Regions from separate parts of the Mus musculus genome. Here region 1 is linked to region 2. The links are chromatin loops, found by intact Hi-C in ENCODE. Cell type or tissue: left cerebral cortex. All regions are shown on one strand. Links, peaks and the distances in the headings refer to the core of each region. The heading gives the core; the rest is flanking DNA.

Evidence for each region. Peaks named below come from ENCODE experiments on the same cell type or tissue, not always from the same donor. Only the 100,000 strongest peaks of a DNase experiment are listed, where the experiment ranks them.
Region 1: it touches region 2 in a loop (2.1-fold over the local background); 9 of 42 quality-filtered maps call a loop at or near these places.

Annotation. Positions count from the first base shown.
Region 1 is chr11:32,281,513-32,292,175 of GRCm38, reverse strand. Hba-a1 (hemoglobin alpha, adult chain 1) reads right to left here and starts at 8,504. Exons shown (of 3, transcript NM_008218.2): 1 at 8,375-8,504; 2 at 8,048-8,252; 3 at 7,690-7,913. The coding sequence starts at 8,469. The coding sequence ends at 7,785. Hbq1b (hemoglobin, theta 1B) reads right to left here and starts at 5,212. Exons shown (of 3, transcript NM_001033981.3): 1 at 5,069-5,212; 2 at 4,769-4,973; 3 at 4,264-4,662. The coding sequence starts at 5,163. The coding sequence ends at 4,534. In left cerebral cortex, for the core only: CTCF peaks have their summits at 5,222 (motif pointing right) and 6,113 (motif pointing left); a DNase peak (open chromatin) is centred at 5,230; H3K4me3 peaks cover 355 bases.
Region 2 is chr11:32,329,261-32,339,923 of GRCm38, reverse strand. No RefSeq gene overlaps it. Among named protein-coding and RNA genes, the nearest start is that of Sh3pxd2b, 13 kb to the left of the region's middle. In left cerebral cortex, for the core only: a CTCF peak has its summit at 5,661 (motif pointing right); DNase peaks (open chromatin) are centred at 4,130, 4,396, 6,467, 8,655 and 1 more place.

The DNA of each region.
Region 1 (10,663 bases), core at 989-8,988, 47 kb after region 2:
TTTTGTCATATGCTATTTGTTCCTGAAGTTTACCTCATTATTTTTTTAGAGATTTATTTAACTAAAGAATATATAGCTGGTTGTAGTGGCTGAAGGTTTTAATCTGAATACAGAAGATTAGAACGCAGAGGTAAGTGGATCTTGGTGAGTTCCGGGCTAGGCTAGTGTAAAATTGAGTTCCAGGACAGTCAGGAAGTCATACAGAGAAATCTCCCCCCCCTCCCCCTATATGTGTTTATGTATATGTGTGTGTGTCTGTGTGTATGTCTGTGTGTGTGTCTGTGTGTGTATGTGTGTCTGGGTCTGGGTATGGGTATATGTGTATGTGTATGTATTGGTTTTTGTGTATGGATGGCTGTTTAGAGCACTTGCTGCTCTTGTGGAGGACCTGGATTCAGTTTGCAGAACCTACAGTGGTGGCTCATAACTATGTATAACTCCAGTTCCTGGAGACCTGACACACTCTTCTGACCTCTATGGTCACCAGGCACAAACTTGGTGTGCAGCCACAAGCAGGCAAAACATCCATACACATAAAACAATTAAAGATGATTTTATCTGCCCGGCAGTGGTGGCGCGCGCCTTTAATCTCAGCACTTGGGAGACTGAAGCAGGCGAATTTCTGAGTTCAAGGCCAGCCTGGTCTACAGAGTGAGTTCCAGGACAGCCAGGACTACACACACACACACACACACACACACACACACAATGCCTTTGTGAAGTTGTCAGTGGAAGAGTAGAAGCCAGAGGCATCAGATTTCCCTGCAACACTCCAGCCTTCCTTGTTTATTTATTTCTTTAATTTTAATTTTGAGGCAAGGCCTCAACAAGAGCCCTTGTTGGGTTTAGTACTCACTGTGTGGAATACTGTGGTCTTGAACTCACAGAGATCCACCAGCCTCTGTCTTCAAGATGCTGGATTAAAGACGTATTCTACCACACATTGCCCTGTTTTGTTTTACAATGTGTGACAGCCAGGGCTGCAGAGATGGTTCAGAGCCTAGGACCGCTGGCTGCTTTCCCACAGGACTTGGGTTTGATTTCCAGAACCCCCATGACAACTCATAACCATCTCATCTTGAGCTCCAGGGGAATCTAACGTATTAATCCAAAGTTACCAAGCTTCTAAACTTATGTACAGAAATGGGTCTATGTCTGTAGCACCAGCTTCTAGACTGCAAGGACACAACATGCAAAACATCCATACAGGTAAAAAATATAAAATTAAGCCCGGCGGTGGTGGAGCAAGCCTTTAATCCCAGCACTTGGGAGGCAGAGGCAGGTGGATTTCTGAGTTCGAGGCCAGCCTGGTCTACAAAGTGAGTTCCAGGACAGCCAGGTCTACACAGAGAAACCCTGCCTCGAAAAACCAAAATAAATAAATAAATAAATAAATAAATAATTATATATAGAAAGAATTTCAAGCCAGCCTTATCTACATGGCTTGTTCCAGATCAGTAGAGATAACTGTAAGAACTACCCATCAGTTTTAGTGTCCATCTGTGCATGTGTGAATGCTGGTGCCTGTGGAGTACTGAAGACAACATGGAATCAATCAATCTCCTTTTTAAAAAGATTTATTTATTTATTATTCATTTGGGTAAACGGCAGCTGTCATCAGACACACACTAGAAGAGTACATTGGTCACCATTACAGATTGTTGTGAGCCACCTGTGGTTGCTGGAAATTGAACTCTGGGTGTCTGGAAGAGCAGACAGTGCTCTTGACCACTGAGCCATCTTTCCAGTCCCCAATCAATCTACTTGAAGCTGCCATCATAGGTGGTTATTAGCATCTGATGTTCAGTTCTGGGAACTGAACCCAGGCCCTCTGCAAAAGCATTACATGCTCTTCCTGCTGAGTCTTTTCTCCGACCCCCTCTTCTGCACGTTTGACTCTATGTGAGTATCTACATCGAAGTTTGTGCTGTCGACATAGAACTGTATCTGTAGATGAGTTCGGACTCTTGGTGACTTTGGGTGAATGTAGTGCTTACTAGTCCCCACTGTGTGTTAGGAACATCAGTTAATCCTATTTAGTAAATTTGGTGAATAAGCCATAAAAACAAGACATGGAGCAGTACTTCCCCAAGACCTCTATCTCATTTCCCCGGTCAGGCTCCTTCCTGCCTTGTGTTTTGCCCTGAATTCTCGTGTCTTTTCTAATTTACAGCTGTAAGATTAAATAAATGCTTCCCCCACCCCAAGTCACTTCTGGTCATGAGGTTTTATCACAGCAATAGAACCCTAACCAGGACAACTGTCTAAAACATACCCAGTAGCAGGCAGGAGAAGTCCCCTGTGAGCTGCTGGTCAAGGGAATCTGAGAGACTCCAAAAACAACATGCGCTCTTGCTTTTCCGTTTTTCTGTCTCCCAGAGAGTTAAGGGAAGTCCTTAGTGATGGAGACACCTTGCGCTTTGGACATGGGACTCAAAAGACTCATGCTGGATCTGACCTGAAGGCTTCCTCACTGACGACTGGCCTTCATTGTACAGAAAGGTGCTATGCAAAGTGCCGAGGGAGGCGTGCAACCAATGGTTCTACAAAGCTCTCCCTGCTATGAACCAGAGCAATGACCAGCATGGCGAGATATGCCTGGGGGCGGGAGGGTAGGGGTACTCATTCTTGGCAGTAACCAACAGCTGCCTAATTGGATGTAAGCCTGCTCAATGATGGCGGGTGGGGGGGAGTCCACTCTGTCAGTGTTTTTCCCATGTCATAGAAGTTTGTCATGCATGTGCCATAGTAGGAGATGATCTCACAGCTCCTTCTACTTTCTCATACCGGACAGTTTGCCTCATGTCCAGAAAGAACTGAAGGCCTGACTAATGGATGTTCAGGGCATGTTCCTTAGCCTGAGAGGTAGCCAATGTGCAGGTTAAAAAAATCAGTTTTTTTTTTTTTTTTTTTTTTTTTGCCATGAATATGATAGACCTTAAGCAGCCAGAAGAAACTACCTGCCTTCTCTGAAGTCCACTGAAGGTAGGATTGGAGGGCCCAGTGCCACCTTTCTACACGACAGGCTTTGGTGCTAGACAAACCTTATTCTAAGATATTGAGTCTGGCATACAGTGCTTTAACTCCAGACCTCCTGACACTGAAGTCCCTAATACACATACCCTGGGCATGGCAGGGTTGGGCAGGCAGCAGTTCAATGATTAAATGTCTCTAGGACAGTGCCCAGTGTGTCCTGGACATCCACTGACACCCTCATTCAGCATTATCAATACTGTGAATCCCATGTGGATCCAGGCAGGTGACTGCCTTGCAAATAGGACCAGGCCTAACCCATCTGGATCTGAGCAGAGTCTAGAGAATGACCAGAGTGGAAGCCCAGGAGAGGGTGATGACTGGGGGGCACACACCATTGTTTTGAACATTGTCACTTATGCTGACTTGTGCCCTCAGTTTCCATCACCTTTCTGAGAGACAAAGCCACAGTTCTGTAACTGATGTGGCCAAGGCTAAAGGCATGGATTTGTACCTCGATGTCATAGGACCCAACAGCGGAGACCCCTGAGCTTCCTCTGTTGCTTGAGAATATGTGAAGGTGCTAGGACTGATCCTCCAGCTGCAGTGGGACTCCTGGTACCACCCAACCCATGACCCTTTGGAAGTGTGGTCTATAAAGCCTTCCTTTCTACTCTGTTCTCGCTAGGCAGCGAGAGCCAGTTCATTCACTGTGGGCATGTCTCTTTCCTAGTTAGCTACAATTTGTGCAGCTTGGAGCACTTTGACACAGGAGACCCCCCCCCCTTCCCATCTCAAACACAGAACACAAACAAACAAAAGGTCAAATAAAAATAAAAAGAACCCAGGTTGAAGAGATGGCTCAGTGGTTAAGAGCATTGACTACTCTTTTGGAGGTCCTGAGTTCAATTCCCAGCAAGCACATGGTGGCTCACAGCCATCTGTAATGAGATCTTATGCTTTTTTCTGGTGTGTCTGAAGACAGCGACTGTGTACTCATATACATAAAATAAATAAACCGAAAGAAAGAAAGAAAGAAAGAAAGAAAGAAAGGAAGGAAGGAAGGAAGAAAGAAAGAAAGAAAGAAAGAAAGAAAGAAAGAAAGAAAGAAAGAAAGAAAGAAAGAAAGAAAGAAAGAAAGAGAAAGAGCCACTCTGGAGCCAGGTATGGTAGGTAAACCAAGGTGGGTGGGGATTGGGGGATGGTTTGGAGAAAGGGGTGGAAACAGAAGGATCAGGAGTTCAAAACCAACCTATTTTTTAGTATGGATTTGAGAGACCAGCCTGGGTTACATGAGAACATGAAATTTATCTCAAAGGCAAAAACACAATAAAACAATACAAACAAGGGATGGCTGCCTCCCATATGAGATCTGAGACACCAGCTTATCTGTACTTTCAGTCTCTTGGAACCTTGTTTAGGAGTACTGGACGCGGGGAGTATATTTCTCTCGTGCCCCTCTGCGTCCAGGACAACAATGCAGCCCTGGGGAGGTTTACTCAAACATTGTGAGCTTTAGGAAGGGCATGGGTGGAGACTATAGAACCCTGTATCCCCAATTCAGCGATATTTGGAGACCAGTGCCGAAGTCACGTGACCCAGAAACTTGTCCAAGGAGGCATGCATCTCTGGGCTGAAGTCTCCAGGATAGTGCCTGGCGAGAGTCACCAGCAGACAGTGGCTGAAGAACTGAAGAAAGAGAACCGCCACGCCTTGCCTTAATTTCTCCCCTACACCAAGCCTTGAAGGGACCCACATCTCCAGCAACCCGGGGTGAGCTCAATACAGGACTCACCTGGAAGTTAGCAGGGTCCACACAGAGCTTGTGCGCATGTAGATCACTGAGAGCAGACAGAGAAGCAGGCAGGTCGTCCAGGTGCTGGGTAGCGAGAGTCAGTGCATCGGCCACCTTTTGGGCATGGGCTTTAACCTGGCTAGAGCCTGGCCTCAGGTCCAAGTGTGGGAAGTAGGTTTTGGTGGAGGGGAAAGCCACGAAGGTCCTGTAGGAAAACAGGGTTGGGCTCAGCCGGACCCGGAGGTACAGAGAGCCGGTCTTCGCCCCGCAGTCCGTTGGAAGATGAGCCCGAGGGCGTACCTCTCCAAAGCCTCGGTCGCGTAGATTCCGACATTGCTGCCCATCTTCTTCCAGAGCGCAAGGACCAGCCACTGATCATCCTGGGACCGAGCCATCTTCAGTGAACTGAGCCTTGCGCTCTGCCCGCTGGCTGAGCTCAAAGACGTCCTGAAACACAAGAGGCCGCCAGGGGGCGCTGCATCGTTCCAGGATGCCTAGGTGTTCACAGATTCTGGTTCAGCTTTGAGCCCTCTGTTTCCCTGGGCTCCCCCTCCACGCCTTACATTTTAAAGTGTTTACTGCATGCACATTGGCATATAATATGTACTATCGATTACAATGGATTTTAGTGTTCATTTGGCACTGTCGGCTCGTCCTGCCTCCCGAGTCGTTCGGAAACTTCACAGGTTTTCCTTTCTTATTCATTATTGAAAAGGACTGAGTGTCAGGAGCCCGTACCCATACTTGGTCTTTTTTTTTTTTTTTCTCCTGGAACACGTCTCCTTTCGTTAAATATCAACATAGTTAAATCTGCATTTAAAGGGGATGGACAGATGGCTCAGCAGTTAAGAGCACTAACTGCTCTCCCAGAGTACCTGGCTTTGGTTCACAGCACAAACATGCCTGCTCACATTTGCCTGTAAATTCAGGTCAGGTAGATCCAAGCCCTCTTCTGTCTTCCACAGTCATACAAGAGATGCACAGATATCCATGCAGCCCAAACACCCACACGTGTGAAATAAAATGAAAGAGATTTAAATCTACATTAAACACCCCTTTCAATCTGGGTCTTGTGGCACAGGTACAGGTTAATCTTAGCACTTGGAGGCAGATGTAAAAGGATGTCTGTGAGTTCAGGACTATCCTGGCCTACATATGGAACTCCAGGCCAGCAGTGCTACATAATGAGACCCTGACTCTGCCTAAACCACTTCAGATAAAAATCCCCTTTAATACATTCCAACTGTGGGGGCTGGAGAGATGGCTCAGTGGTTAAGAAGATGGGACTGCTCATCCAGAGGTCCTGGGTTCAATTACCAGGAATTACATGTGGCTCAAAACTATCTGATGCCCTCTTCTGGTTTGTCTGAAAACTGCTACAGTGTACTTACATAGTTAAAATGAATAAATAATTCTTCAAATAAATAAAATCTAAGTCTGTTTCAAAAATATATTCTTATCAGAGCTGTGAGAATTAAGTAGATGAAAAATATTATATGCCTGGATCATAGGGCAAATTCCTTTGGGGACAATGACCTTTAGAGTGCCTATTATATATCTCAATAATGACAGCAATGATGACACCCTCGGTGAATACATCATCATTACATGAAAGATTCTGTTCTTATTTGGGTTTTTGTGTGACTATGGTCAAGTTCCAATGTTCTGGAACTAGAGGCATGTGGCTCAAAGTCCTGTGCATTTTAGACATGTTTGATGGGTATACGTCAGTGATGTCATATTCTTCCACAATGTTGTGCAGTCTTCACTATAACCATTTCCAGAACTTTTACTAACTAAAATAGTACCTCTAGCCCACTTGCCCGTAACCATCCAACACCCACCAAAAGGCTCTGTCAACCAGGAGGCTACTTACTGTCCCTATAGATTCCCCCAGTTTTGATATTTTACAAACATGAAGCCATGCACTGTGTGACCTTTGTCCTGTTGGTTTCTTCCACTTGACATTTTTTTAAGGTTTATATCCATTGTATGAGAAATTTACTCTTTGCTGTCAATAGTTCAAAAATATTATTTGTGGGTGTATAGATGTCCCTCGGTCAGTAGAGTTTTTAATATGTATGTATGTATGCATATACATATACAACTCTGAGATCAATTCCCAAGCACTGCATAAACTGGGCATGAAGGCACATATCTGAAATATCAGAACTCAGGGGTAGAAACAAGAGGATCAAGAGTTTCAGGGCAGCCGGGCAGTGGTGGTGCATGCCTTTAATCCTAGCACTTGGGAGGCAGAGGCAGGCAGATTTCTGAGTTCGAGGCCAGCCTGGGCGACAGAGTGAGTTCCAGGATACCCAGGGCTACACAGAGAAACCCTGTCTCGGAAAAAAAAAAAAAAAAAAAAAAGAGTTTCAGGGCATCCATCCTTATCTATATAACGTTTTTGAGGCCAGACTGTGCTACATGAAATTCTATCTGAAAGAAAGAAAGAAAGAAAGAAAGAAAGAAAGAAAGAAAGAAAGAAAGAAAGAAAGAAAGAAAGAAAGGAAGGAAGGAAGGAAGGAAGGAAGGAAGAGGGCAAGAGCAGGCATTTTTATATGAGCTACCTGTTGCCTACCCATATGCTCATATGATGTCTATTTTTCACTGTTTTTCTAATAGATCCCACACTGAAGTACCAGCGGTATTAAGGAGCTCATTCCCTCAGAGGACCTGTGATAAGGACCCTCCAAAGACGATCTTTGGCTTCTTTGGCTCAAGGAGAAGACACATGGCTGTCAGTGGAGGGCTTGGGAGGGACTGCTGCCCAGACTCAGAAGACATATGTGTGTGTGTAGGCATCCAATTATGCTTTTTGCTCTGAACCTTGTCTTTACTGCCCCATGGCTAAATGAGCTAGAGGCATCCCCACACTAAACATGACACCTTTGCAGACGCAGAGAACCAGGCATGCAGGCTTCTTCCTACTCAGGCTTTATTCAAAGACCAAGAGGTACAGGTGCAAGGGAGAGAAGAAGGGCATGGCCAGAAGGCAAGCCCCGCAGAAGGCAGCTTAACGGTACTTGGAGGTCAGCACGGTGCTCACAGAGGCAAGGAATTTGTCCAGAGAGGCATGCACCGCGGGGGTGAAATCGGCAGGGTGGTGGCTAGCCAAGGTCACCAGCAGGCAGTGGCTCAGGAGCTGCGGAGACAAAGTGGACACCCTGATGCCTCTGCTCCCCTTCCTGGGACCACTATGTTCCCTGCCTTGGGCACGAGGACCCCCAAGCCCTTCCTAGGGGTCCCAGATGCCGCCTGCCAGGTCCCAGCGCATACCTTGAAGTTGACGGGATCCACACGCAGCTTGTGGGCATGCAGGTCGCTCAGAGCAGACAGGGCACCGGGCAGGTCATCGAGGTGGCCTGCAGCATTGGCCAGAGCATCGGCGACCTTCTTGCCGTGACCCTTGACCTGGGCAGAGCCGTGGCTTACATCAAAGTGAGGGAAGTAGGTCTTGGTGGTGGGGAAGCTAGCAAACATCCTGGGAGAAGGAGAGAAGAGAAGTTGAGGTCACAGAAAAGCATAGTTAGAAGCTGCCCACTGAGCGAGTGCCAGGTCCATATTGGATCCTGTGATCCTTACAGATCAAGGTCCTGTTCTCACCTTTCCAGGGCTTCAGCTCCATATTCAGCACCATGGCCACCAATCTTCCCCCAGGCAGCCTTGATGTTGCTTTTGTCTTCCCCAGAGAGCACCATGGTTTCTTCCTGAGTCTGTCAGAATCAGAAGTGTCTTGGACCTGCAGCAAGTAGCACTTATATGCCCTCCAAGGGCGTGTCCTCCAGGCAGGGTGGACACGCCCTTGGAGCAGTTCTCATTGGCTGGTTTGTGCTTGCTCTACCCAGTAAAACTTGTTAGGGCCCCTGAGATTCTGGGGCTGGGTTGTGCTTCCCCTGGGTGCAGGGAATCCTTATCAGTTGCCCGGACACACTTCTTACCCCTTACTACGTCTCCAGTGATGGCAGTTTGGGAAGAAGTTAGTATCCTCCTACCTTGGTCAGAGAAGCAAGTCCCTCAAACCAAACTGAGCAGCGCCCATCCCCCCACCTCTCCCTCTGGGTCCCTGTTTCACACTTTCCTTTCTCAACCACAACCTGCTTCTGGCCTCAGCCCCAGCCCCTGGATATGAAATAAAGTAGGATAAGATGCTAGCACCCCATAGAGACACTCTCTTTCTCTCTTTTCTCCCCTCTTTCCTCTCTCTTCCTCTTTGTCCACTGTCTCCTCCCCTGGCTCCTCCTTTCTTGTCTTTTCCCTCTTTCTCCTTTTCCTCTTTTTATGTGAGCAGGTCTTGCTCTAGTTTCCAGGCTGGCCTGGAATCCTTTGGCTCAAGTGAATCTGCTAGCTCATCCTTCTGGGTCCAGGGAACTGCAGGAGCAGCTCGCCAGACTCCTCCTTCAGACTTGCATCTTAGCTGCCCTGTGCTACCATGGATCAATAAGGAAATGCTCTGAGCTGGTTTTGGTGACACATATGGGGAGCCTCTGGTCCTGGTAGGCTGAGGCAAGAAGACTGCTTGAGCCCAGTAGTTTAAGGTCAGCTTCTGCAAAGAGAGACCCCATTTTTATAACAGAAGCAAACAATAACACAGAAGCCAGGTTGTAAGTGAATAGTGGAATGTTCGCTTTGCATGAGGAAGGTTCTGGCTTCAGTCCCTAGCACTAAAAAAATAAATAGACTATAAGAGCAAGAGGTAGTGGTCAGTGGAAAGTCCTGGGAAGGACTAACTTCGTTGACTTAGGGTGGGGATACAGCAATGGGACCAACTTTCTAACTGAATTAACATCAAAAACAAAGACAAAAACAAAAACAAAAAAATGTGTTTGGGGGAATCTAAATGGCTACCCATCTATTCTTTGTCCACTCTCCGTCTGTCTCTCTCCCCTCCTCTCTCTTCTTCTCTCTCTTCCTATTTTCTTCCTCTCATTTCCCCCCCTCTCCTCCTTTCCCTCATCACTGATCCCCCCCCTTTTTTTTAATTCTTGGAACAGGTATTTATATAGCCTAATCTGTTCTTTACATCTCACATTGTGGTGGCCAGACTTGAACATTTTTTTCTTCTTTTGTTCTTCCATTTATCAACTCTGATCTTACTGCTTCTGCCTCTCAATTTTTTGGGTTACAGTTTTGCACCAAATCACCCAGTTTAGTTTACTTCAATGCTGACCTTGTCCTTGAGCAATTTATTCCACGTATTTTGGAACTGTCTCAGTTTCCATATTAGTTGGGACCATTACCCTGAAGATTTGTTTTGCTTTGCTCTATGTGTAGCTGATTTGGGTCAATTCAATGATATTTTAGAGGAGGTGGCACATCTTAGGACTTCCCTCCTCAGTCTGTTGAGAGAAGCAGCCTGGGAAGGCTGGCCTTTCCCAGGGTATAGGAACTTTCCAGCTGTTCCACTTGCTCTCCTCTCCTGTTTCAGTTGCAGAAAAGTCTTTGGGCCCAAACACTAGAGCCAGGGTTAAAGCTGACAAGCTAGTGACAGAGACCTCAGACAGATAGGTTACCATCCAGACAGATTTTATTTGGGACTTGCAGGTGTGGAATGGAAGGAAGGACTGGGAGGGCAGGTGTCCTGTCCCTAAGGTTCTGGTTTAATAGTATTTGGAGGTCAGTGCCTTAGCCACAGGTCCCAAAATGTGTCCAGAGAGAAGCCACCTCTGGGGTGACTTCATCTGACTGGAGGGTGACATCATCAGATACTGTGGAAAGAGGTATTGTTGGTCATTTGTCAGGGACAGAGGAGAGCTCCTAGATTCATTTTCTGAAACCCTTGGGGTTGGGTTCAAGTTCTGAGAACTCCACCCCTTTATCATTCTGAGCGCTTTGTGCTTGCTGCCTTTGAAGTTGGCCTGAGACACACACAGCAGGAGGACATGTAGTTTACTC
Region 2 (10,663 bases), core at 1,451-9,450:
TTGACAACATAATACTTGAGAACTTAATACCCGTCAAGTACTGAACAAGATGCTTGGGAGAGAGAAACAAGCACAACAGGTAGGGATTTTTTTTCTTTCATATTCTAACAGGGAAGGCAGTCAATTAGTAACAAGTGACAAACAGGGGACATGTCTCACCCATAGAGAGTCACCATTAGAGACAAAATAAAAGTGGACAAGGCATGCTGTAGGTGGCCAGGGTGACACTGAACCCCAGCATGTGTCTCTGAGCCAGATGGCCAATTCATGACCCTCAGTAATATGAAACCTTGGCCACAGCTCTTTAAGACTGCTGTTCAATAGGTTCGCCTCCTGAGAATCTGCTATTGGAAAGAGGAAGAGGATGGGTGGTAGCTGAGCAAGCAGGCATTGAAGATTCAGGAGATCCCCAAGTAGGAGTAGTATCATAGGGAAGAGAGACTGGGAGGTGGTGTTGGGCTCTGGCCCAAGAGTTCTGGCAGCAGACAGCCTGACCCTGAGACAGCCCAGCTCTGGAAGTGTGGGTGGATATCCTGAGGAAGGAAAGGGACTGTTGAAGAAACCGTGGTCCTGGGTCTGTCTCATGTTACCCTGCTAAGAGCTGGGTGGACACTGTGCAAGCGTGCTGTTGCTGTTGCTGGAGACTTGTTGGGGTAATCTTCTTATGCATGGTGTAAAGGTTATCTTGGTATCATTCAGATGTTGATTTCTGTACCAGCAGAGAGCTGAGTACTATCTGGACTTTGTACTGTTATTCTTATGAAACATCACCTGCCTTAGTATTTTGTAAACATTCTTCTGACTGGTTTAATAGAGAGCTGAATGTGTATAGCAGGGCAGAAGATGAAAGGTGGGAAATCTGGGCAGAGGTAGATACTCCTGGAAAGAAATCAGGCATGGGGGAGTCACAAGCCAGACACAGAGGAAGGAACAGGTGCCAGGACTGAAGGAGAGGTAATGGGCCACGTGGCAGATGGTAGATTAGAATAAACAGGCTAATTAAGTTATACGAGCTACTTGGGAAACAGCATACACTATAAGGCCTAGCATTCATAAGCAAATGTAAGACTCTGTGTGTCATTATTTGAGAGCTGGTGAGTAGACAGAGACAGTCTAGTGGTATTTGGTGCCCACTGTGGGCTCGAATCCATGACCCTGAGACTAAGAGTCTCAATTGATGTGTTAAGTTCAGTGAATGACACAGAGACAGGGATGTAGATGGAGCTTGGGTTGATGATCATGCTGGGTGACTGTGATGTCCAGGTCTTGGTCATCAGTGTCCTCCTCACCCACGTGGACGGGCAGCCTTGCCTACTACTGACTCAGCCTCAGGGAAGCAGGCCTCAGAATGCTTGGTCCAACCAAACTAGAATCTCAAGCGTGGCAAAGTCAAAGACTAGCAGAGGACTTAGGCTGCCTTCCTAGCACAGGACCATCAGACCAGCAGAGGACTTAGGCTGCCTTCCTAGCACAGGACCATCAGACCAGCAGAGGACTTAGGCTGCCTTCCTAGCACAGGACCATCAGACCAGCAGAGGACTTAGGCTGCCTTCCTAGCACAGGACCATCAGACCGGCAGAGGACTTAGACTGCCCTCCCATCACATGACCATTAGGCCATCACCTTCCCGTCTGTGCTCTGTGGAGCTGAACTTCTTCCTCATGTTTGATTGCTCTGCAGCAGCATCTCACTGAACAGTTCCAGCTGAGGAAGCTGAGCTTTATACTCTTGTTGGCCAGCACCCACCCTTGCCAAAAATATCATGATGGTTTGATCTGGTTCTAACCCATGCCTCTTAGAAATATGGAACCTGGGTCTAGTTCTTTGAGCCTATTGCTCACATGGAGTAGAAAATTATTTAAATCCTGGCCCAGAGTTTCAACTCCATCTTTGGTTAATGAGTTCCCAGATGAAAGACACACCCATAGCCTTTACATGTATAATAAGCCTTAATCAGCACAATCCCCTCCATGCTGATAGAATCTACTTTCCTATTGATAACTGTGAGTTATTACCTATCATTTACTATGTTCCATCTGGGATGTTCTTAACTCCAATCGGGCAGCCTCCAGGACCACACTCTCTTGACCCTCAGCCCATGGCGGCTTTTTCTTCCTCCCCTTCTGCATGTTCATTTTCCTCATGGTCCTTCTCTCCTCGAGCCCACGAAACCTAAAACCCCACCTATGTCTCTCCTGTCCAACTATTGGCTGTTGGCATCTTTATTCACCAATCAGAATTAACCTGGGGTGGGTCACAGGAGCTATGTGCAGACTCCAGGTCTTGGGGGCCAGCACTTAGCATTAGAATAAAAGACAAAACCTGAACACACACACACACACACACACACACACACACACACACACACTACCCTATAGCCAAGTGAAATTGAGAAACTAGAGAACTGTTTGGTGCAAACAAACAACCGAAAAAAAAAAAACCCTAACCAACCAAACAAACAAACAAAAAACACCTGACTGCAGGTCTGCAGAGGATACTTCAGGTCTGCAGGGGACACTTCAGATTAGTAGCTGCTTTTCCTCCTCAAATGCCATGTCCACTTTGGTGTCAGAGGTAACAGCCTGGTGCTCAGGTGGTTGAAGGTTGTTATGTCTCTGCCCTGGGTGTGGCAGGATTTAGATCCACACAGCCCAGCTATAGGGAGAGTGAGGGGCTTCCCAAAGTGGGGTTTCTCTTTCCTCCAGACTTAGTTCTTCCTGATCCCCCACTTTATCCCTAGGGTTAAACCTCCACAGGGGTCACGTGGGACAGTTATCTCTTGTCTGGCCCCCTGAAGTAGAAACTTATGGTTTCTCTGGAAAGCCAGTTGTATTGGTGCTTCGCTGGGTCAGACACGTGAAGGAACATTTCACTGAAGCAGACACAGGTGAAACCATGTTTCGCTAAAGCAAGCACGTGAAAGGATGCGTGATAAAGGTTTCTTCGCTAACCAAAGGCATGTGTTGGTTCACCTTACACCGAGTAGCTGAGCTTCATTTGTTGTGATTCCATAGAGAGAAATGCGCCAGAAAACTTCTGGTGGTGTGCTGGTGGCTTCTTGCCGCTTCTGTGAACTAGGGCCAGTTGGCAGAGTGATGGCAGCTGCTACAGACTCACATGGAGTTTTGCTAAGACAGACTCATGTGCTGAGGCAAAACACGTAGTGAGGACACGTGATGTTTGGAGGGAGTAAAAATAGGACTCAACGGACAGTGGTGGGGCTTGCTTGGAGAGCCAACTGTGCAACACTTCTTGGTCTCCAGTTATTGAGAGAGACGTGGAAGAGAACTTCTCCTGGCATCCCTGCTGGTCTTAATCCCTCCTGCTGACTCATGCTGGTTTGGCTGAGGCCTGTCTGTTCCTGCTAGGTCTTGCCATTGGTGTGGATTTGTGTTTGCTATCCTGACAATACTGAACTAGACTGCTGGCATATCTGTGAAGTGTTTGTGAGTGGGTCAAGCTGCTGCTGCTGATTCTTGTGAACTGAACCTCTGATTTCCTGACAGAGCAGATGAGACTTGCTCCAAAGAACAATTTCTAAACAGGTCCACTTCCCTTGTATCCTACTAACCTTTCTTTTCTACTACCTCTGGTGGGTGGTGGGCTAGAAAGGAAGTTAAAGCATTTGCATTTATTAAGAACCCTTATTAAAAGTAGGGTTTGAAAAATCAAAATAACAGCCCTGATAGTCAGCCATCTGTTTAAGTCCACCAGATGATGAAATTTTATATATATATATAATATATATGTATATATATTATATATATATATATATATATATTTTTTTTTTTTAAGCATAGTACAGTGGAGCCAGGAGGCAAGGACTCAGGAGAGTAAACAGCACTTTCCCCATTTGGTTTCTTCCCCAGCCCTGAGCCTTAGTCACCTCCTTCCCTAGCACTGACCCTTAGTCACCTTCACTCTCCAGCCTCACTTTAAATATGTATATAATATACTTTAATCACACCCTCCCCTACTAAACTTTCTTGCCCCCTTCTTCCCCTTCCTGACAAGTCCTTCCTTCCCAGCAAGTCTCCCCCTACTTCACACTCTGTCTGCCTGCTGGAAGCAGTTTACCTTGAAGCTGTTCTCAGGGAACTGTGGTTTTCATTTGAGCTGTTTGCTGTCTTCCTTCTTCCAGCTACAGAGCCAGGGATCTGCCTAAGGATAGGGGCTTGGGAGGATATTAAGCATACACATGCCTGGATCTGAGTGTGTGTGTGTGTGTGTGTGTGTGTGTGAACCTTGCTTCCAGAACCAGTGATTAGAGACAACACAGGACTGTTACCAATATTATGTGCATTACTCTATAACCAGATGAACTGGAGAAACCGGGGTATTTCTCAACATGTGTTTGGTGCAAAGAATTGCTAATTTTAAATTTCACGCTCTAGCTATGACTGGCAGAACTAACACTGCACACATGGCTCATCCCACTATCTTTACCAGAAGCACCAATGGCAGGTGTGATGTCATTGAAGAAATGGCTTCTCTAGAGCCATTGAAAGATACAACCAGAGAAGAGATGGCTCGGTGGCCAACAGGACTTGCTTTCTCAGATGACCCAGGTTCAATTCCTAGCACTCTCATGACTGCACATGGCTTTTTGTAACTCCAGTTCCAGGGGACTTGATTACCTCTAGGGGCACCCAGCGTGAATGCAGCACCCAGACTACATGCAGACAAGACACTCATATATAGAAGACAAAAGATAAATAAATGAATTCTAATAAGAATGCAAATAGATCAAGAGATCTCTATACCAGAACAATATATCTTATATTACATCTTATATCTCATATCTTATATCTTATATATTTATTATATATTATATATCATATATAAATGTACAGTTTCTGATGGGACCTGGTGATGGTAAGTGTAGGAGAAAGACTTGTAAAATCAGTAGATGACATGATCAGCACTCCAAAATCTTGTTTAATTGTCATTGGGTAGCTCTCTCAGAAAGCTTATGCACAAATGTCTTTAAAAGGCAACCATTATGCAAACTGAATCAAGGCTGAGAACTTTAGCAGGTCTGAGGGGTTAACTCATACCCAGCTCAGGGTCCCTTAGAGGAGTTCACATTGACTACAGCCATATTTGCTTTTCAGCATAAGAATGGTTAAGTTGGGACCCAGTGTTAGGAAGATTTTATGATTTCTGACATGTGATGGTTATCAAGTCATTTATGGTATCAAACCAAAATCCATCTAGAATTTGAAAATCAAAGCCAAACCATCTTACAGACTTAGCCTTTTTATGGATTCTATCTCTCTATTATCTCTCTATTATCTATATATTTATATACTTATCTATATAATTAAAAATTATTTTATGTACATTTCTGTTTTATCTGCATGTATGTCTATGTGAAGGTGTTGGGTTCCCTGGTACTGTGGTTATAGATAGCTGTAAGTTATAATGTAGGTGGTAGTCCTTTGGAAGAGCAGCCAGCTCTCTTAACTGCTGAGCCATCTCTCCAGCCCCTCTATCTAATTTTAAAGATTTACTTTATTACTGATTTGTGTGTATATGTGTGTGTGTGTGTGTGTGTGTGTGTGTGTCTGCCTGTCTGTGCCTGTGTGCCTGTGTGTCTGTGAATGTGAGTGCAGTGCTTGTGGAGTCCAGAAGAGGGCGCTGACACCCCCAGAACTGGAGTTACAGGTGATTGTGAACTACCACATGGGTGCTGGGATCCAAATCCAGGTCCTCTGGCAGAACAGTAAGCTCTCTTAACTGCGCAGTCATCTCTCCAGCCTGAATCTGGAGCTCACTGATTGACAAGAAGCCTGGAATCCTCCTGTCTCTAGCTCCCAGTTCTGGGATTGCACACACAGATGTTGTCATGTCTACTTTTCCCCTAGGATGCTGGTGATCTTAACTCAAATCCTTACCTTCCCTGTGAGCCTCTCTTCAGGCTCTAAACATCTATTTGTGTGAGCTAAATAAGTGTCTTCAAGGTGAAACCGATTTATCAACACAATGTTTCAAATCTTAACCATGACTGAAATGACAGAAGATTGGTATATAACCAAAAAAACCCTACAATTATGGGAAGTCCAAACCTCATTCAAATCAAGCAGACAAATTAAATCAAAGCTAACAGTTTTATGCATTTTGGCATATTGGTTAAACACCCCCACTAAACAGAAAACAAATGTTAACATAGCTTTTCAACTTAATATAAGAATTTAAAAACATTGTTCAGGATTTCCAAGAAGATAATCAATAGTTTTGTATGTCTGGGACTTTGCTTCCACCAAGAAAAATATGTTTACTTTACAGTTTTCAGAGGCATATATACAGCTGCAATCTGACATTCAGCTAGAAGAAAAGTTTGATGGCATCTCTTTGCTGGGCTTGCATAGGTCTGCGTTAGTTACTAAAGTCATTGCTGCAATGAAACATCCAACAAAAGCAACTTACAGGAGGGAAGGTCTGTTTCTGTTCCCAGTTTGAGGGTGCCATCTGTCCCAGCAGGGAAGTCATGGCAACAGAAGCCTGAGAGCTCACAGTGTATGCGGTCAGGAAGCAGAGATAAATGAGGGCACTTAGGTGGCTTATTCAGTTCAGGACACCAGGGCACAGGGTGGTGCCTCCCACACTCAGGGTAGCTCTTCCCACCTCAACCTAAACTAGATACCACTTCACAGGTAAGACTGGGATTTAACCTAATGTAGACCATCCTTCCAAGGAATACTTAGGATTTTGGCTTCTAAGGTGAATCTAGATCAGAGATTCTCAACCTATGTGTCACGACCCCTTTGGGGTTGTATATCAGATACCCTGCATATCAGATATTTACATTACAATTCATAACAGCAAAAAAAATCACAGTTTTGATGTAGCAATGAAATAATTATAATAATTTATGGCTTGGGGTTAGTACAACACGAGGAGCTGTATTAAGGGGTTGCAGCATTAAGAAGGGTGGGAACTACTGATTTAGATCTTGTCAAGATGACACTCAACATAGGTCCTATCTTCCAGTGCCCAAACATCCCTCACTTCCCGCATGCCTTACTCATGCCATCACCTGATGTCACTTAGATTTGTAAGCAACTATTTTCAAGAATGAGGCTAGGTATGGTGGTGCATGCTCACTACAGTCACATCTCTGAGGAGGCAGAGATGGGCAGGTCAACTTTCTGGCTGTCCAGCTTTGACTACTAAGAAAATTCCAGGCCAGTGAAAGACCATGTCTCAAAATTAAAATTTAAAAACAAATAAAAGAAGGATGTGGTCTGAGGAACAACACCTGTGTTATTTACAATTAACATGATTTTTAAAAATCAGTGAAATTTTATTTTTTATTTATGTCCATTTTCTTATATTTTTGGTTGTGAGCCTAGCCTTTAACGGCTGAGCCATCTCTCCAGCCCTTATGTCCATTTTCTTTACTTGTGATCACAAACATGGGACGATTGAAATATCCTCAGATCTTATAATCTTGTGTAAGAATTTCCCAACTATTGTCCGGAGTGGTGATGTTACTATTTTGTTAATTTCAAGACAAGGTCTCACTGTGTAGCACTGGCTGGTCTGGAACTCACTAAGTAGTCCAGGCTGGTCCTTGAATTCATAGAGATCCACCTCCTCCACCTTTCAGATGCGGGAGATTCAAGGTGTGCCCCCTTTAACCACACCCTGCAACACTTTCTCATTCCTGTGCACTATTTAACTGCACTCTGCTACACTGTTTCTCATTCCAACCCGCAGCAGCAGGTAATGAACCCAAACTTTCTCTCTCCTTATCAACAGTTGGTATTTTCACTGTTTTCAAGCCCGGCTGTTCTGATTGGCATATTGTAACATTCCACTGTACAGCCAACCCTCCAGTGAGTGCTCCATTGGGATCTGGCTGGTCTCCAGGTGTGGGGCAGTGTGAATAGCCCCACTGTGAATGCTGGGTCTCATCTTTGTTGACCAGCTGCTCTCAGTTCTTTGAAGGTGGATTTGTTAACTCAAGTGGAGATTCCCGGATTAATTTCTCAGAACATAAAAACGTTTTTTCCTTGCCAGGTAGGAGAACCGTCTTCTGAAAGTTCTGAAAGCCATGGCAAGCATGGGCTGGTGTAACACACACACACACACACACACACACACACACACACACACACACACACACTAAGTGTCCATGATACCTGTGGGCTGGCAAGGCACATGTGCATGTGCATGCACACACACAAATAATAAATAGTTTAAAATTTTTCATTTTAGCTGGGCAGTGGTGGCGCATGCCTTTAATCCCAGCACTTGGGAGGCAGAGACAGGCAGATTTCTGAGTTCGAGGCCAGCCTGGTCTACAGAGTGAGTTCCAGGACAGCCAGGGCTATGCAGAGAAACCTTGTCTCGAAACAGTTTAATTTAACACTTCTTTCAATGTGTCTCAGAGTCCAGGGTTCTTGGTTTTTCTTATGTGTAGCCAGCCAGTCCCAGGACCCTCTTCCCTTCTCAGATGAGCTGAGGACAAACTTAGAGTTTCCTGTGGGCTCTGAGATGAGCAGGGGGCTCTGACAAAGGACAGAGTGGAACAGCTGCCTGGGATTGGAGCCAAGACTGACTGAGCTGCTGACAGTGGCAATGGGCCCTCATTGTGAAGTCAATCATAAGAAAATGGGTTCAGGAAGCCGGAGGCTTTACAGAGGAGCCATTAAAGGGAACTAGAGATGACCGGGAAGTCCTAAGCGGAAATGGAAATCAATATCTGTTGTTTTTGAACTGAACAATCCAGGAGCCACAGAAAACCAAGATGCAGAACCGAAACAAGCAGAAGTCATTCGGGAAGTTGGGTCAGGGGATGGGTTGCGGAGAAAGAAAACAAAAGAGTAATTCAATTGGAGAAACTGGCTGCTGAGTTTTTAAAAGCAAGCTAGCTCAGGAAGTGCCTGAGCAAATCCAATGATTCTTAGAAGATGGATGACTAGGAGTTAAAAGCCCCTATAAGTAATGTGCAGGGTGGGGGACTCCTTGCATTCTTGCACTGATAAAAGATGTTTCTGGAAGAATGCTTGGGTAAATGTCTTTGGTTTTATTTTCTCCTAAGACACTCTACAACCCAGGCTGGTCAGGAGCTCACTGCGCAGCCCCAGGGTAGCTTCAAACTCAAGGCAATACTGCCTCAGTTTTTCAAGTGCTGGGATGACATGTGTGAGCTGCTCTCCGCAGATCTGTGAATGTCATTCATGGATCAGTGGGCTGTGTGGGAGGCAGACAGGCATGACTGCAGAGATGAGAGGTGAGTGAGGTGCTTTCATTCCTCTGGTCCAGGTGAGGATCCTGAAAAGCAGAACCTGCAGGAGGCCAGGGAAGGCATGGTGATGGGCTGGGTGGTAAGAAGTGTTCCTGAAGGGGGTGATGCTATTCCATTAGATGCAAACCATGTGTTCAGAGCAGCAAATGCATGTCTAACACAGAGAGCTCCGCTGGTGTGAAGACTTCATAGAGAGGCTGAGCTGAGTATTAGCGCAGCTGTGACGGCCTTCCTTAGTCAGCTGATGTTGATGACTATGCCTTGTGCTTCTGGAATGGTCAACTGAAGAGAGCTAACTATGACTGAGCTTCTTACCTGTATTAGCTCCCCTGTGCAACCTGTGAAGGAATTAAATAATCACATAAAGCCAGGATGGGGGCAGCATGAGTGGAATGGAGTCTCAGATGCAACATTTAAAGTAGGTTCCAAAAAAACCTTAGAAATTAAGATAAGTAACATATACATATATATATGCACTTAAAAAAAGTTAATGCAAAAAAAACCACAAAAAACAAAAAAACAAACAAACAAACAAAAACAACAACAAAACCAATGACCAGCAAATTGCCAAATTAATAAAGATAGGATCAACAAGATCAGGAAGCTGGGATCCACCCACACGGCCTGTCTGTCATATGACTATCCCACTCTTACTATTCATAATTGCATTCAGATTGACCAGCAGGCTACGTTTGTTAGTCCTCTACTCCATGTGTGGCATCTGCTTAGGGTCCAGGACATAGGAGGGCTGCAGCTCGTGACTGTCAAGGGGCCCATAGAGGGCTATAGCCAATGGTGACCTAGGGTCCTCATTCCCCAAAGGCCGCACAACTACCTCCTGCTCTGGAACTGAGGCCAAGGTTTTCCCCCGACTAACAGACGTGATATACGCCCTATATTATTCCCAGAGTAGAGTGAATACATGAACACAGTGCTGGGCTTTGGACACGAACGGTGTTCTGTTCTTCCATGGCTTCAAGGCACTGCCACAAACCTGTTGCTTTTGGTAAGAACGTCTATCACAGCAACAGAAGCAAACTCGGGCAGTGGGTGACACCCACACACAGGGAACAACCTGGGACAGTTTAAAGCAGCTTTGCTAAGAGGTGAATGATGGTAGGAGAGCAAATTTCAAAGGGAAACTGACAGCCAAACAGAGGAGAGTCGTGGGTCTGCTGTGTAGGGCTTGGTCTAGACTGGTCTAGACTGGTGAGTGCTGTCCTTCCTGCTGTGCAAACTGAAGATATGACCCCTCCAAGGAATGGCTATGTGGGAGGTTTTTATGTCGAGGTTTGGTCTGTTGTGATGTAAGGCGAAGTTCTTTACCCGAAGGTCTAGGCCTATGACTGAATTCTCATGTTTACAGGCTTGTGTTGTGCAAGCTTTGTTCTTTGATTTAAAACTATT